2 separate regions of the Homo sapiens genome follow, and region 2 is linked to region 1. Evidence: chromatin loops called from intact Hi-C (ENCODE). Cell type or tissue: gastrocnemius medialis. All regions are shown on one strand.

The links. Hi-C counts contacts between places; a loop is a spot of excess contacts. Peaks named below come from ENCODE experiments on the same cell type or tissue, not always from the same donor. Only the 100,000 strongest peaks of a DNase experiment are listed, where the experiment ranks them.
Region 2: it touches region 1 in a loop (2.4-fold over the local background); 2 of 110 quality-filtered maps call a loop at or near these places.

Annotation. Positions count from the first base shown.
Region 1 is chr2:28,160,456-28,168,455 of GRCh38, reverse strand. All of the region lies in intron 7 of BABAM2 (BRISC and BRCA1 A complex member 2), which reads right to left. The region is part of intron 1 of LOC100505736 (a long non-coding RNA gene); the gene reads left to right. Among named protein-coding and RNA genes, the nearest start is that of BABAM2-AS2, 150 kb to the left of the region's middle. In gastrocnemius medialis, no CTCF peak of the experiment used is centred here; DNase peaks (open chromatin) are centred at 3,765, 4,075, 4,675 and 5,235; H3K4me3 peaks cover 1,231 bases; H3K27ac peaks cover 5,364 bases.
Region 2 is chr2:28,329,201-28,337,200 of GRCh38, reverse strand. The region is part of intron 11 of BABAM2 (BRISC and BRCA1 A complex member 2); the gene reads right to left. Among named protein-coding and RNA genes, the nearest start is that of BABAM2-AS2, 23 kb to the right of the region's middle. RefSeq lists a silencer at 933-1,133. In gastrocnemius medialis, no CTCF peak of the experiment used is centred here; DNase peaks (open chromatin) are centred at 2,460, 3,100, 4,300, 4,639 and 2 weaker places; H3K27ac peaks cover 5,454 bases.

The DNA.
Region 1 (8,000 bases):
AGCTCCTATGATGCCACACCATGTCACACACAGACCTCCAGAAGAAGTAGGCTATGGCTTTTGAAAGTGCCAAATGTCCTCTGATTATACTACGTGAGTGAGCCTAGGAGAGATGGGCCTTCCAAGAAAATCAGATTCTGGCTGAATTATTCAATTTGGACAACGGCTATAACTTTTATACTAGCCAAAGAATAGAAAGAATATATTTTATGCATTCGACACAGGCAGTTCTGGCCCTTTATAATAAAAATGGTTCCACTGTGTGCTGGTGGACCCTTGTTAAAGGCAGCTTCTACGTCTAGACCACGGGAACACCTTTTAGTTGGAAGTGCTTTCCACTGGGCTCCTTGAGTTCCTCTGTAACAAAAAGCCCTTGGATGAGGAAGGTCCAAGAAAGTCTTTCCAGGTATTAGCGAAAACTCTCTTATTCAGATAAATAGAACTTGGCTCTGACATTTACTAGCTGTGTGGTCTTGAGAAAATTATTAACTTCTCTAAGCCTGTTTCTTCATCAGTAGTGAGGAAGATATTAATGGTACTCACCTTATAGGAGTAGAAATACAGATTAAATGAGAGTGCAGGAAAAACACTTAGCATCTGAACATCATGATTCTCTCAATTTTATAGGGAATATAGGTTAACTATTTTAGAATATATAGAGTAACCAAATCTTAGCCATCAAAGTGTTGCCTACCAAACAGACTTAGCAAACTGCGTTATTTATTTATTTATTTATTTATTTATTTATTTATTTATTTTTTTGAGATGGAGTCTCGCTCTGTCGCCCAGGCTGGAGTGTAGTGGCGTGATCTCGGCTCACTGCAACTTCTGCCTCCCGGGTTCAAGCGATTCTCCTGCCTCAGACTCCCTAGTAGCTGGAATTACAGGCACCCGCCACAATGTCTGGCTAATTTTTGTATTTTTGGTAGAGACGGGGTTTCACCATGTTGGCCAGGCTGGTCTGGAACTCCTGACCTCAGCTGATCCTCCCACCTTGGCCTCCCAAAGTGCTGGGATTACAGGCATGAGCCACTGCTCCCAGCGCAAACGGCATCATTTAAAAATAACCCGTTATTAATAAAGATTTAGAAATAAATACATTTATGAAATCCTTAAGGATGCTTAAAAATGTTTTCCTTGATTATGCTACTTACATATTTTCTCTGAAATTGTTTCACTATTCATTGGTCACCAAGTCCCTTCTTGAAGACAAAGGCAAACTTCAGTACCTATCTATATAACTAGTGACGGTGCAAGTATTCAGTCTGAATGATTCATATGGAATTAGTCACACAATCAGAATGAAGAACATATGCATAAGTGAGATTCTATTAGCTGCAGAAAACTGTCAATTCCTGAAAAGTTTATCTTCTCCAGCATTCCAATCAAGAACCTTTTTCTCTTTTCACACTATATTATCGGCAACTCATGGTTTCCACACCCACCAGCATGTTAACACTAAAGCTATATCCAGTCTCAATCTATTTCCAAGTCCCTAATCCTAAATTTCTAACTGTCTCTTGGATATCTCCCCCTGGGTGTCCAGTAGGCATTTAAAACTCATCAGGGTCATGGCATGAAATAGATGGCACACTGAAAGGGGAGATGGAAGCAAGTCTGATGAAGGCATTCGTTATGAGGTTGTAAACAGCGTAAGAGAAATCAAAAAGAGATAGAGAAGCACCCTAGGGCTGGCAACAAAGGAAAGGCATTACTTATCACTGGGATCAAACCAAAGATAACTGTAATGTCATGAGCGGGGCTCCCAGTGGAGTTGTGGCCATAGGTAGAAGACTCAAACACAGTCACGCCAGTGCAAAGAAGGGAGGACGTCAGGGGTAAGAGACATATCCCTCCTTACTCTCCTTCCACCCTCAAATCTCTAGTTGCTGAACCCAATCAAAGGCCAGAAGGTAAGAAAGTTCATTTTGATGCAGCCATCCAGGGCACACACCAAAGTGAAGCGGTCCAAATCCAGATTTACTAGTTTGGCATCCACCCCTCCCCCTACTCCCCCAAAATGTGTCCTTCCTGTGGTATTCACTATTTTGGTTGATAGGATAACTCGCTAGAGTAGTTTTTGGTCACTCAACCTTATTATCATGACCTAGACCTCTGCAGCTCCTACTCTCCTACTGCAGCATCTCCTACTTCAAGTTACTCTTCTCTCCAAGCCAGCATCCTCCATGGACTCTAGTTATCTTTACAAAACTTAAACCTTGGTGTATTCACCTCCTAGGGCTGCCATAACAAAGTACTACAGACTGGGTGGCCTCAACACAGAAATTGATTTTTCTCACAACTGTAGAGGCTGGAAGTCTAAGGAGTCAGCAGGGCTGGATTCTCTTGAGGCCTGCTTGGTTTGTAGATGGTTGTCTTCTCCCTGCGTCTTCCCTCTGTGTGTATGTGTGTCCTAATTTCCTCTTATTATAAGGACATTGGTCATATTGGGTTAGGGCCCATTCTGATGACCTCATTCTAATCTAATTACCTCTTAAAGGCCTTATCTCCAAAAACAGTTATATTCTGAGGTACTAGGGGGTTAAGGCTTCAACATATGAATTTTGAGCAAACACAATTTACTTCCAAAGCATTTTCTCTGCTTAAAAGCCTTCAGTGTAGCCGGGCACAGCGGCTCATGCCTGTAATCACAGCATTATGGGAGGCTGAGGTGGGTGGATCACTTTGAGGCCAGGAGTTCAAGACCATCCTGGCCAACATGGTGAAACCCCATCTCTACTAAAGATACAAAAATTAACTGGGTGTGGTGGCACATGCCTGTAATCCCAGCTACTCAGGAGGCTGAGGCAGGAGAATCCCTTGAACCCAGGAAGCGGAGGTTGCAGTGACACAATATCATACCACTGCACTCCAGCCTGGGTGACAGAGCAAGGCTCTGTCTCAAAAAAAAAAAAAAAAAAAAAAAGCAAGGAAAAAAAAAAAAAGCTTCAGTGCCCCTTCCCCCACCATTTTCTCTAAGACATACTCCAGATTTTTAAACTTGGCATGCAAAATGACCTTAACAACTTGGCTACCCAACTTAGTTTTCCAGCTTCACCTCTTGCATCTGCTGTTTTTGCATTCAGATATCAAGCTCCCCGAACCAACCATACTTTATACCTCCTCACCTCTGTATGTGCTGTCCTCTCTCTGTAGAATCCTCTCACATGTCCAGTAATCTGTAAAGTTATTTTTGATGCCTGAGGCAGAGCCAATTACACCCTTCACATTCCTCAAAGAAACTTGAACACCCTACTATTATAGTATGTATCACCCTGAATTGCAATTAATTCTTTACGTCTTTCTCCCGCAGTACACTGGCAATTCCTTGAAGGCAAAGACGATGTCTGTTTTTGCTTATCACTGATTCCTCTGCACCCAGAACCGTACCTGGGACACAGTAGGAGCTAAACAAATATTTCTTGAATGAAGGAAATGAAAAAATAAGTGAAAACATGAACAAACCAATAAAAGGGGAAAGGGTTTCTCTTTTGATACCTAGTACAGTGGTATGGTACTCACCAAACTTAAGAATGTACTTAATAAATGATTGCTGAATAAAATCCTGACTGAAGCATACGGGAAAATCTGAAACCATGAAGGGATCTGGAGTTATTTACTTTAAGAAAAGTTATGGAAGCTGATTATCTTTGGGGTAAAAAGGAAATGGATTTTTAAAAGCCTATAAACTTCAGGGAAGAAGCGCCAAGATACATGTGACAAGGCAATCTGAGCTCCACTCAGATCCAAGAACAAAGGGTTCCTGGTTTAAGCTATGGAAGTATCTGTTCCAGAAAGCAGCTGGGCAGAATTTCCTCACACGAATAGCTCTTAATGTATGGGAAAAAGAAAAGAGCAAAACAAAACAAGCAAAGGCAGCAAAAGGGAATAATTAGTGTAAACAGTTTAGTTTTTTTTTTAATGCATTGGACAAACTCCAAGAAGGAAAAAAAAAATGTTGTGGGATAAACATCTGTTCACTCGGAACATGACAGAGCCCTTGACAGGCTCTGCGGCCTGTGTGTGTCCTTATGTGCCCGAGGTTTATATTTATGCTTCCACTGCTCAGACAGCCCACAGAGTGGCCCAGAAAGAGAGACCTATTCCAGGCCAGGACGCACTCCTCTAACTCCACGTGGGGGTGTAGGGGCAACTCTCATTCGGTTGTGTTTGACACAACAAAAAACACACTGAAGGGAAGAAGAGCAAATACCAATTGCACATGTGGAACTGCTCTACTCCACCTGCACTGGGTTCCATCAACACTGTATTTTATTGACTGCACGGAATGCACAGAAGTGACCAGACACCACACGTTTATGGGGATTAGCACTGTCTTTCCATCCCTATGATCCTTGGTATCAAGATGTTAAGTGCAACAAGTTGTAGGAGTCTGTTTTCTTGTGCCAGATGTGCCTTTTGCAATCAGTCACTGAGTCTAGGAGTTTCTAAGAAGAGAACTCCATGAGAAAATTCATCTTCAGTTTTCAGTACCACCTGATAGTTTCTAAGAGGTGCATAGCAGTGGGCCTAGAGATGAAGCCAGATGGAAATGATCTAGCAATGTGCAATGGGCAGTGCCCTGAGGAAAACACCCACAAGGGGTGGATGGCCTCAATTCTCATCTCCATGACGATAGATCACATTACCTTAGAGCCTTGGGCCACGTGAGTCCAATTCTGAGGCCTCTGACCCAGCTCCATCAGCCCAGCCGATCTTACACAAGTCTCACCCTTAGGAGTACATTGTGTTAAGATGGGGACAGATTGCCTCACCCTTACCTTTCTTTCTGGCTGGGTTCACAACTTCTCTTGCTCTATCATCCGATTTACTCCATTTTCTCTTCCTAAGGCCCATGGCTCTCAGTTTTTCATTATTCTTATGGCATTCATGTCTAACTCTGGCATTCTATTAGATATCTGGCAGGGGTGACTGCCTTTTGCTTTTCTCCTAGACCTTTGTCCCCAGCACCATGTGTACATTTTCTGTGACCTGCCTCAAGACAAGAAAAATGTTCTTTTTCTCCCCTTAGGCATAAAGCTCTCTGGGTCTCTAAAGTCTCCCTGATAGCCAGCTACTGACTTACTCCACATAACACAAGAGGTCACATTTAACAGAATTATTCTGAGAGTGGCCAGTTGGGGCTGTTAAGAAAACTAATTCTCAAGCTGATCCTGGCCCACCTGCTGACTTGGCTGGAAGAAGCGCTGGCACCCAGAGCTTCACACTCAGAAGAAGGTCATGGGGGAAGCAGGGTGGCTGCCGGCTGGGAGGCATCTGAGGAGAGTGAGGATTTCACTAGGCTGGCCACAAAAGATGACACCACCGTCTTTTTTCGGGGGGCACCTCATTCTATCTGTCTACACACAGATATGCCTACACCCACAATAAAAATGTTTATAAATAAAAATATTTGGTACTAGTTTTGATTTTCTACAGAATTGGGACTAAAAAACCAATTTATTCTTACACTTGTGGATTAAATGGTAACTCCACAGTTTAATTTTATCTGAAAGGGGGAAAAAAACTGACATCTAGCAGTTAAACATGTCTTTGTCACTAGAGGCCTATGACACAAATCTCGATGATATTTTATGAGAACATGTATAGCTTTTCTCCACTTGTGGCTATAATTGCTGTTGGAGAAGCCCCAACATGTAAAGGTTGATGCTTCTGAATGTGCTGAAAGATGCTGGAACTAAACCATGCAGTGACAGCTATCAAAATGTCACCAATGCAGTGTCATATTCAGTCAAGATGCTTAAAAATTCAAATGTTCAACTAACACTGCTCTAGTGTGCGAGGAAGAGCATTACCTGGCTGGTTGGTAGGGAAATGAAATGAGATTATGTGCATAACAGCACTTAGGAAGAAGCCCGGTGCAGGGTTGGCTGAGCTAGGAAGAGCTATCATTCGCTGGGCACTGACTCCATAGAGTAGTGTATGCCAGACAGTAGTCTCATTACACATGTTTTAATTCAATTAATCCTCAAAACTGTGAAGTGGATACTATCCTCATGCCTGGGTAAAAGGTGACAAAAAGGAGGCTAAGAGAATACCCAGCTACTTAGTATTGGAGGCTGGATTCACATCCAGGTCTGTCTGACTTTGGAGTCTCTACTTTAACCGTTACTTAAGTTCTGGTTTCTCAAAGCATCCTGAAGAGAGCCATGTACATTTCAGGTGCCCTTTGTCTTTACTGTCCCGGTGTGAGGTATGCGCTGCAGGGCCTAGCAATGTACTCTCTTTACGTGGGCCTAAACACCCACTGGTATTTTTAAAAAGACAAAATACGGTATTTCAAGTTTCTAAATAATTTTTATTTAAACAATTACAACTCCTTGCCACTTGCTCATTAATTGAAAAGGTTTCATTTGAAATCACTAGTATTTATTCTAGGAATTAGTAGTTAGTTTGAAGAGAAGGTTGCAGTAGCTAAAATTTAAATTTATACTAATTTAGGGCACAGGAAGCAGTATATAATATAGTGAATCATGTTTCAAATGGAAAGCAAACAAAAGAGTGTCCAAATGTTTCATCCTATATCTATCAGAGTCCATTTCTGGTGCTAAATAAAATAATTAAAGATCTCTGCCCTCAGTTTACCCCAAGTGCAAAATGAAAATAGTACCTCACTCAACAGATGAGTGATTAAATTAGCTGCAGCTGGGCCAGCTTGGCATTAAGTAACTGCTGTGCAAGACTTTTTGACCGCAAAAGAGCAAAGTGGAGGGGAACAAGAGCCAAAAAGGACACACCCACCCATTTGCGCTCCCTTTTGTATTAGGAATGCAGGGCCTCAGCATTGCCCAAGGGGTTTCAGGGTAAGATGCTGGACAGGTCTGATAGACAGTTCTGGCTAACCCTTGCTTGAAAAGGGGAAGAGTTTGGGTTCTAAGTAGCTCCAGAATAAAAGGAAGAAGGGTCTTTGAGACACTTTGGGAGTTTGAGCCAAACCAGAGACTCTGAAAATGGGGAAAGCAAACTGGAATTTCCTTGAAGGCCTATCTCTAATTTCTACTTTCTACCTACCCCCAACCCAACTCTTGCTCCCATCCCCATTCCCATTCCCTGGAGTCATCTGACTGGAAACTGGCTCAAGCTCTGAGTGAGTCACTGGTTGACCCCAGCACCTAGACTCCTGGAGCCCCCCAGGAACCCTAGGAGACACAGTGAAGCCCGTTGGTACAAGCAACTCAAAACAAGAATGTGCCAACTTCCCAAAAAAAGGCAATGGTTGGGCATGTGCTCTCTGCTCCACAATGGCATTCTTCAAATGCTTTATAAGCCACTTAAAAAGAAAACTGCCTACCCATAATTCCCTGAAGACGTCTGGCTGGTTTATGCAATTTCCCAGTTATGCATCTTTCCTGTAAAGGGAATCTGTTGGAAAGCTGGCTCTGCACAATTGGGAAACTTGGGACCATCATGATTAATCATTAATAAATTCACAGAGAACCTCGCCTCATGGTTTAACTCTGCGGTAGTCTCCAGAAAATTTGAATAAATGATTCTAAATATTTTTTAAAAGCATAGATAGTAGAAATCTTCCATGTACTTTCTGACAACTCTTATACAGATTACAAATTTCTGTACTTTCCACACTCTCCCAGGAATCCATTGTCTCTAACACCTACCAGACTGCATCCTTTGCCCATTTGCCCACACTCACTATTTCATCCCACCTACCTACTCTTTATTTAAAAAAAAAAAAAAAAAACAATTTATATGTTCCTTTCTATGTTCATTTAATTTAGTTTTCTGGATCCATGTGTATGCAGTATTTGCACATGCTAGATGCTAGTGCTAAAAAAAAAAACATTAAATATTTAGGAAGTACCGCCCATGGGTTCAACTTTTTATTAGGAATAATGAGAGATAATACAAAAAAAGCCATATTTGTGTGATCGTGTGCATTGCACAAGTATGTGAATGTGTGGGTGGTGACTGTGCATACGTGCACTTCTGGGGGCTCCCTTAAATTACTGCCTCTGTAGCCT
Region 2 (8,000 bases), 170 kb before region 1:
GGTCACCAGGCTTGCCTTCTAGCCCTGCCCCACCGACACCCACACAATCACAGTGACACCTTACGTGTCCAGATATCTCACCTCAGAGCAATGGCAAGAACCAGGCAGGGCCACCAAGACCTGTCACCCTCAGCACTGCAAAGGTCTCATCGCCTCACCCACAGGGAACCTCCCACAGTCCATTTCATTTAGGATCTGGTCCTACTGAGCCTGGCTCTACCAGCTGCCAGCTCCCAGGAGATCAGAAGCAGCAAATCTGGAGTGGAGGAGCTAACCCAAGGGTAGGAGGCAGATTCACAGCAGCAGTGAGAAGAGAACAGAAAACTGCTCAGGAAGCACGAGCACTCACCGGGGATCCTGTGCCATAGGGCAAAGAGCCCCACGCAATCTGACAGGCCCTGGAGTTGTCTCTGGAGCAGAGCAAATGCAGCGGCTGGTGCCACCGGCTGCCCGCCCCCTTCAAGTCAACTGCAGCCCTCTTTCCAATCTGGCCTTGGAATGCTCCAGCTCTTTCTCAGTGCTGGCCTCCACCATGGCCTCTGCAGCACTGAAACGTCAGCTCCTCTCTCTGGAAGCTCTCTTTCCCTGTGACTTCTGTGACATGTGGTGCCACAGCTGTCCTGCCTCTCTCTACCTCTCCCTGCCCCTCCTTCGGCACTCCCAGGCGCCATCATCCTTGGGGTCACACAGAGCAAGGTGGGAACTCCTGGTCCTGCAGCACCGCTAGCCCAGCCCTCCCTCCCCTCAAACTTCCAGTCCCACGTCTCCAACCACCTGTGGGACACCCTACCTGTCACTCTGTAACTCAAACTAGTGTTCCAAATGGATGTTTTCATCACTTTTATGTATCTGAAAATGCTCTGACCAATTTGGTTTTCTGTAACAGAACCTTCAGTTTCCTTCCGAACCAGTTTCCATTCTCCCTAAACCCCTACGGTGAATTCATCCTCAAGGTTCCTGCCGCTAAGTCCCTCCATCCGTAGTGACTCCCATAGCTCCTGTCTTATCTTTCGATGGCACTGCTGCAGAAGCTGCTTCTCCCCTGGACATGAGGCCTCCTTTGCCTATGTTTGCAGCTACACTGATTCTCTTACAGTGTGAGTCTCTGTCCCTTTCCTGACCAAGACCTTAATGTCCTCCAAACTCTCAGCCTGGCATTCAATGACTCTATCTGGCTCCAAGTCATTAGGAAGAAAATCTATTCTGTTCCTCTATCACATTTTTTGAGATCATGCGACCCTTTGAGAAGCTAAGAAAGTGAAGGATCCTCTCCTCAGAGAAACTGCAGGTAAGACGCCCCACAGCAACCCGGGGATGTCACAGACCCCCCTGAGCTGGCCACGGTCCAGGATACGAGCCCTGGATCTACTGCCTCTCCCTTCTTCTCATTTGACTACTTGCTCTTCCTCACACATGCCATTTGCCACCTCTGGGCTTATTCATGCTCAGGACAAATACTCCTGCTTCCATCAAGTCTCCCCTGGTCCCCAGGAGGTCATCTCCCTGCACACTGTCCGTGCTTCTTCTGGGGCACTTGTCCCATGTGCACAGGTCTTATCTGCCAGCCCCTGGAAAGCGGGAGCACATCCTGCTCCCAGTGACCACTAGGCCTGGCTCAGTGTAGAAAGCACTTGGTGATGGGCTGTGGCTTTAATGTAACTAATGATGACCACGAGCTTGCAAGAAGCAGTTACAGTATGTCCATTACAAGCTGTTTAAGAAGGCGGGAGAGGCTGGGCGCAGTGGCTCATGCCTGTAATCCCAGCACTTTTGGAGGCCGAGGCGGGTGTATCACCCAAGGTCAGGAGTTCAAGACCAGCCTGGCCAACATGGCGAAACCCCGTCTCTACTAAAAATATAAAAATTAGCCGGGTGTGGTGGTGGGCGCTTGTAGTCCCAGCTACTTGGGAAGCTGAGGCAGGAGAATCGCTTGAACCCGGGAGGCGGAGGTTGCAGTGAGCCAAGATCACGTCCGCACCATGGCACTCCAGCCTGGGCGGCAGAGCCAGACTCTGTCTCAAAAAAAAAAAAAAAAAAAAAAAAAAAGAAGGTGGGAGAGACAGCAGCTCCAGAAAGAGAACAGGTACAATATTTAGGTACTAAGGAAGAACACTTTAGTCCATTCTCAAATTTCAAACTTTGCCAACAGTTAGTAAGAAAAAGCACCCTCTTCCATCCACTTGTGATCAGCACAGCCCTGAGCCAGCCAAACCGCCACCTTCTCTGGCACTCAGGACCTCAAAGCCCTTATCCATTAACGGCACCATGCCACAGTCGCCACAGTCACCCTTAATGCAAAAGGGGTGCTGTGGTGTGACAGAGCTCCAGACCTAGGCAAGGCCGGGCAGGGCAGGAGAAGCCCTGGGCTCTGTTCCCTTACGAACAGTAGGGGTGATAAGGCCACCTGATGCCACACTCGCATGGGACAGTGTGTGGGAGGAGACAGTCAACTGTTGGCTGCCACCCAGACGTGAGGGCCACTTATTCCTTCCATATGTTTCACCTGCTGCTATTTCCCCAGCAACATGGAAGTGCGGCCGGAGAGAGCCTTGTGGCCCCGCTTCTCCAGAGGGTCTGAGATCGACAGGCTGCCACCAACCTCTGCTGCATGGACTCTGGCCTGATGTGCACTGTGGAGTCTGGCCCATCCCAGTACCACTTTCAGGGAGGGCTGAATGTTCCCTAAGTTAGAGGTGAGGACGTCACCTTCCCTGACCTTACAGCTACGAACATCAAGGGGAGAGGCTGCAGCTGAGCTGCACTATAGCCCCCACAGGTGCCTGATGAGCAGATGGTGCTGGAGCCACTGCTGCCCTGGACGCTGGCCTGAGCTGGGCAGGGGTCGGGTCCGGGGAGCCCTCCACTTACCTCCCCAGGCCCAGAGTCACACTGGGTCCCGAGGCAAGCCTCATCAGCTTAGTCTTTCCTTGTAAACTTCTAGGGGAAGGGGCTACAACATTGCAAGCTCCTTACACAGAAGGGAGCACGTTTTAAAGGCAAGCTTTTTTCTTTTTAGAAAGTTCTAAAGTTTCCTGTTCTGTCCTGGGCTTTCCCTGCCAGGGCCAACTGCGTGCTGCCAAGGGGAAGCGTGGCGAGGGCTATTTAAAGGCATGATGCTACCAGCTGTTTTCGGCGAGTGCCTCTCAACTTGGATCCTCATTAAGTTAGTTAACGGAGTGGGAGGAGGGGGAAAGGGAAAATGACAACTGGCTCCCACCCATTTATAGATTTTTTAAAACGCTGTTTTCATTTATTTCACTTTTTATCAGAGAAAATGGAGAGCTGCCCAGAGTACAGATTGCTAATGGCAAGAGGTATCTGTCATCTTTGAAAAAACCTTTGACCCAGAGACAAAGTATGTAGTAAGCTTTAAAAGTGTAAGCGTGTTCTAGGGGATAGTGAAGTCTTCTCACCTCCCCATTAACTGGCCAAGTGGGGCCCACAGGAGAGGGCCCTGAGTGTCAAGCTCCTCACTGAATGCACACTGTAAGGGAATCTATTTTTAGATGGCATTAGAGCTCAATATGCCTGAGGGCAAAATGAGGTTCAGTCCCTCTTCACTGATCTCAGTCTCTCTGCTCAGGGTTTCATAAAATTACAACTCGGTCCAACCCAGGAGTCTCAGTTAGGAGAAGAAAACGTAAGGACTGGGTAGGTTTCCCATGAATTCAGAGCAGAAGCAGGGCTGGCCCAGGCTTCAGCTCACAGGCATGGCATGGTGGAGGGAACTGAATCAGGAGTCAGGGGGTCTACTTTTGTGGGCCTTGGGCCCAGGGTAAATCTCTTCTGGGCTTCAGCTCCCTCACCTACAAAGCAGGGTGCCATAACTGAGGGTCCTAAGGCCGGTGGGCTGTAGAAGGTGAGGGTAGCCTGTGCGGGGCAGGCTCTGGAGCCAGGCGGACTGGGCTCGAGGCCTGGCCACACTCCTTACTCGTTGATCATGAGGGCAAGTGACTGCAGCGTTAGTTTCTTCATCTAAAAGGCGGGAGTAACTGCCTACCTTAAAGGGTTCTTGTGAGGAGTGAATGAGATGGTCTGGGTAAGCGCTTGGCATGGTACCTGGCATAAGAGATGATCAATAGATGTCAACTATTATCATGGGTACCCGCTGGGGCCAAGGGGAAGAGGCTCTGAGTCTGTGGAAACAGCCAGAAGAACGCGTGTGTGCCGAAGCGGGAAACCTGTGAGAGGTCTAGGGTCCTTGTCCTCAGTTCAGCCTTTCCCGAGGCTCCTTGGATCAGGCCCTCCCTTCTCACTGATCACACTGAGCTGGCAATCGCAGGCAGAGATGGCCAATCTCAGGCTTGGATACTCAGCCAAAGTCATGGGACACTGTGTGTCTTTTGCAATCCAGTCTAGAGCTGCTCATGGCATCCTTGTGGCATCAAAGGACAAATTCTGTAGCCAGAGGCACCTCCAGCCCTTGCGTGTCTTCTGCCCCCAAACCTACCAGGTGTACTCCTTGTGTGTGGTGTGCAGTTTTGGTCAGGGCTTGACCAGGGATGATGCTGCAGCTCTTCCTAGAAGGGTATTTAGGAATCACATGGCTCCGGCTGCCAAGAGCAGGGTGTTGGTTGGCCTGGTCCTCAAACAGCTCTCCTTCTGTCCAGGACAACATGCATCGTCAAGGGGAGGCAGTGGGGGAAGTGGAAAGAGCACTGCACTAGGAGGCACAGGACTCACAGCTCTAGCCCGGGCCCTGGCTCATTGTGTCATCCAGAACTGGGACTCCATTTCCTCACCTGTAACAGGATGATTTCTACTTAATGATCTTATGACCACCCAGTTATGGTCTGAGATATCATCCATGTGATCTTGAGCAAGCCACTTAACCCTTTTGTGTCCTGATTCTTCATCTATTAAATTCAGACACTAGCACCTCTTTTTTCTCTTTTTTAAAAAAAGTTCCGGGATCCACGTGCAGGACGTTAGGTTTACTACATAATAAAAGTGTGCCATGGTGGTTTGCTGCACCTCTCAACCCAGCGCCTACGTATTAAGCCCTGCAGGCATTAGCTATTTATCCTGATGCCCCCCGATCAACAGGCCCCAGTGTGTGATGTTCCCCTCCCTGTGTCCATGTGTTCTCATTGTTCAGCTCCCACTTATAAGAGACAACATGTGTTTGGTTTTCTGTTCCGGTGTTAGTTTGCTGAGGATAATGGCTTATAGCTCCATCCATGTCCCTGCAAAAGACATGATCTCCTTGCTTTTTATGGCTGCATAGTATTCCATGGTGTATATGCACCACATTTTCTTTATCCAGTCTATCACTGATGGACTGGGTTGATTCCATGTCTTTGCTATGGTGAATAGTGCTGCAGTGAACATATGCGTGCATGTATCTTTATAACAGAATGATTTATATTCCTTTGGGTATATGCCCAGTAATGGGATTGCTGGGTCAAATGATATTTCTGGTTCTAGGTCTTTGAGGAATTGCCATACTGTCTTCCACAATGGCCAAACTAATTTACATTCCCACCAACAGTGTAAAAGCGTTCCTACTTCTCCACAGCCTTGCTGGCATCTATTGTTTCTTGACTTTTTAATAATCGCCATTCTGATTGGCATGAGATGGTATCTCATTGTGGTTTTGATTTGGGTTTTCTCTAATGATCAGTGATGTTGAGATTTTTTCATATATTTCTTGGCTGCATAAATGTCTTCTTTTGAGAAGTGTCTGTTCATGTCCTTTGCCCACTTTTTAATGGAGTTGTTTTTTTCCTATAAATTTGTTTAAGTTCCTTGTAGATTTTGGATATTAGACCTTTGTCAGATGGATAGATTGCAAAATTTTTCTCCCATTGTGTAGGTTGTCTGTTCATTTTGAAGACAGTTTCTTTTGCTGTGCAGAAGCTCTTTAGTTTAATTAGATCCCATTTGTCAATTTTTGCTTTTGTTGCAATTCTTTTGACGTTTTTGTCATGAAATCTTTGCCTGTGCCTATTTCCTGAGTGGTATTGCCTAGATTTTCTTCTAGGGTTTTTATAGTTTTGGTTTTATATTTAAGTCTTTAATCCATCTTGAGTTAATTTTTGTATGAGGTGTAAGGAGACGGTCCAGTTTCAAATTTCTGCGTATGGCTAGCCAGTTTTCCCAGCACCATTTATTGAATAGGGAATCCTTTCCCCACTGCTTGTTTTTGTCAGGTTTGTTGAAAATCAGATGGTTGTAGATGTGCGGCCTTATTTCTGAGATGTCTATCCTGTTCCACTGGTTTGTGTCTGTTTTTGTACCAGTACCATGCCGTTTTGGTTACTGTAGTAAAGTCTGAAGTCACGTGATGCCTCCAACTTTGTTCTTTTTGCTTAGGATTGTCTTGGCTATACGGGCTCTTTTTTAGTTCCACATGAATTTTAATGTAGAATTTTTAAAAAAATTCTGTGAAGAATGTCCATGGTAGTTTAATGGGAAAAGCATTGAATCTATAAATTGCTTTGGGAAGTATGGCTATTTTCATGATACTAATTCTTCCTATCCATGAGCTTGGAATGTTTTTCCATTTGTTTGTGTCCTCTCTGACTTCCTTGAGCAGTGGTTTGTAGTTCTCCTTGAAGAGGTCCTTCACATACCTTGTAAGTTGTATTCCTAGGTATTTCATTCTCTTTGTAGCAACTGTGAATGGGAGTTCATTCATGATTTGGCTCTCTGCTTGTCTACTGTTGGTGTATAAGAATGCCTGTGATTTTTGCACATTGATTTTGTATCCTGAGACTTTGCTGAAGTTGCTTGTCAGCTTAAGAAGCTTTTGGGCTGAGACAATGGGGTTTTCTAGATATAAGATCATGGCATCTGCAAACACAGACCATTTGATTAACTCTCTTCCTATTGAATACCCTTTATTTCTTTCTCTTGCCTTATTTCTCTGGCCAGAACTTCCAATACTATGTTGAATAGGAGTGGTGAGAGAGGGCATCCTTGTCTTGTGCTGGTTTTCAAGGGGAATGCTTCCAGCTTTTGCCTGTTCGGTATGATATTGGCTGTGGGTTTGTCATAAATGGCTCTTATTATTTTGAGGTATGTTCCACCAATACCTAGTTTATTGAGAGTTTTTAACATGAAGGAATGTTGAATTTTATTGAAGGCCTTTTCTGCATCTATTGAGATAATCATGTGGTTTTTGTCTTTACTTCTGTTTATGTGATGAATTACATTTACTGATTTGCATATGTTGAACCAGCCTTGCATCCTGGGGATGAAGCTGACTTGATTGTGGTGGATAAGCTTTTTGATGTGCTGCTGGATTCAGTCTGCCAGTATTTTATTGAGGATTTTTACACTGATGTTCATCAGGAGTATTGGCCTGACATTTTCTTTTTTTGTTGTATCTCTGCCAGGTTTTGGTATCAGGATAATGCTGGTCTCATAAAGTGAGTTAGGGAGAAGTCCCTCCTTTTCAATTGTTTGGAATAGTTTCAGAAGAAACGGTACCAGATCCTCTTTGTACCTCTGGTAGAATTCAGCTGTAAATTCATCTGGTCCTGGGCTTTTTTTGGTTGGTAGGCTATTTATTACTGCCTCAATTTCAGAACTTGTTATTGGTCTATTCAGGGATTCAACTTCTTTCTGGTTCAGTCTTGGGAGGGTGTATGTGTCCAGGAATTTATCCATTTCATCTAGATTTTCTAGCTTATTTGCACAGAGGTGTTTATATAGTATTCTCTGATGGTTGTTTGTATTTCTGTGGGGTCAGTGGTGATAGCCCCTTTATCATTTTTTATTGACTAGCACCTCTTTTCAAGGAGGTTGTGAGGAGAATGGAAATGTGTATCAAGTACCAAGCCCAGGGCCCCACACAAATGCAAGTTTCAGTAGGAGGTGGTAATGCTGCAAAGGTGGTGGGAGTAGTTGGGTTATTATTGGATCGTTTCCATCTGCATAGTTTTATACAAATGGGGTAGGGTTAGTGAACGCTGCAGAGCCCCGAGCAAAAAGTGCCATAGACAGTTTTGTCGGGGGACATGAAGGCCTGTTCCTCTCGGCCACCCCTCTGCCCT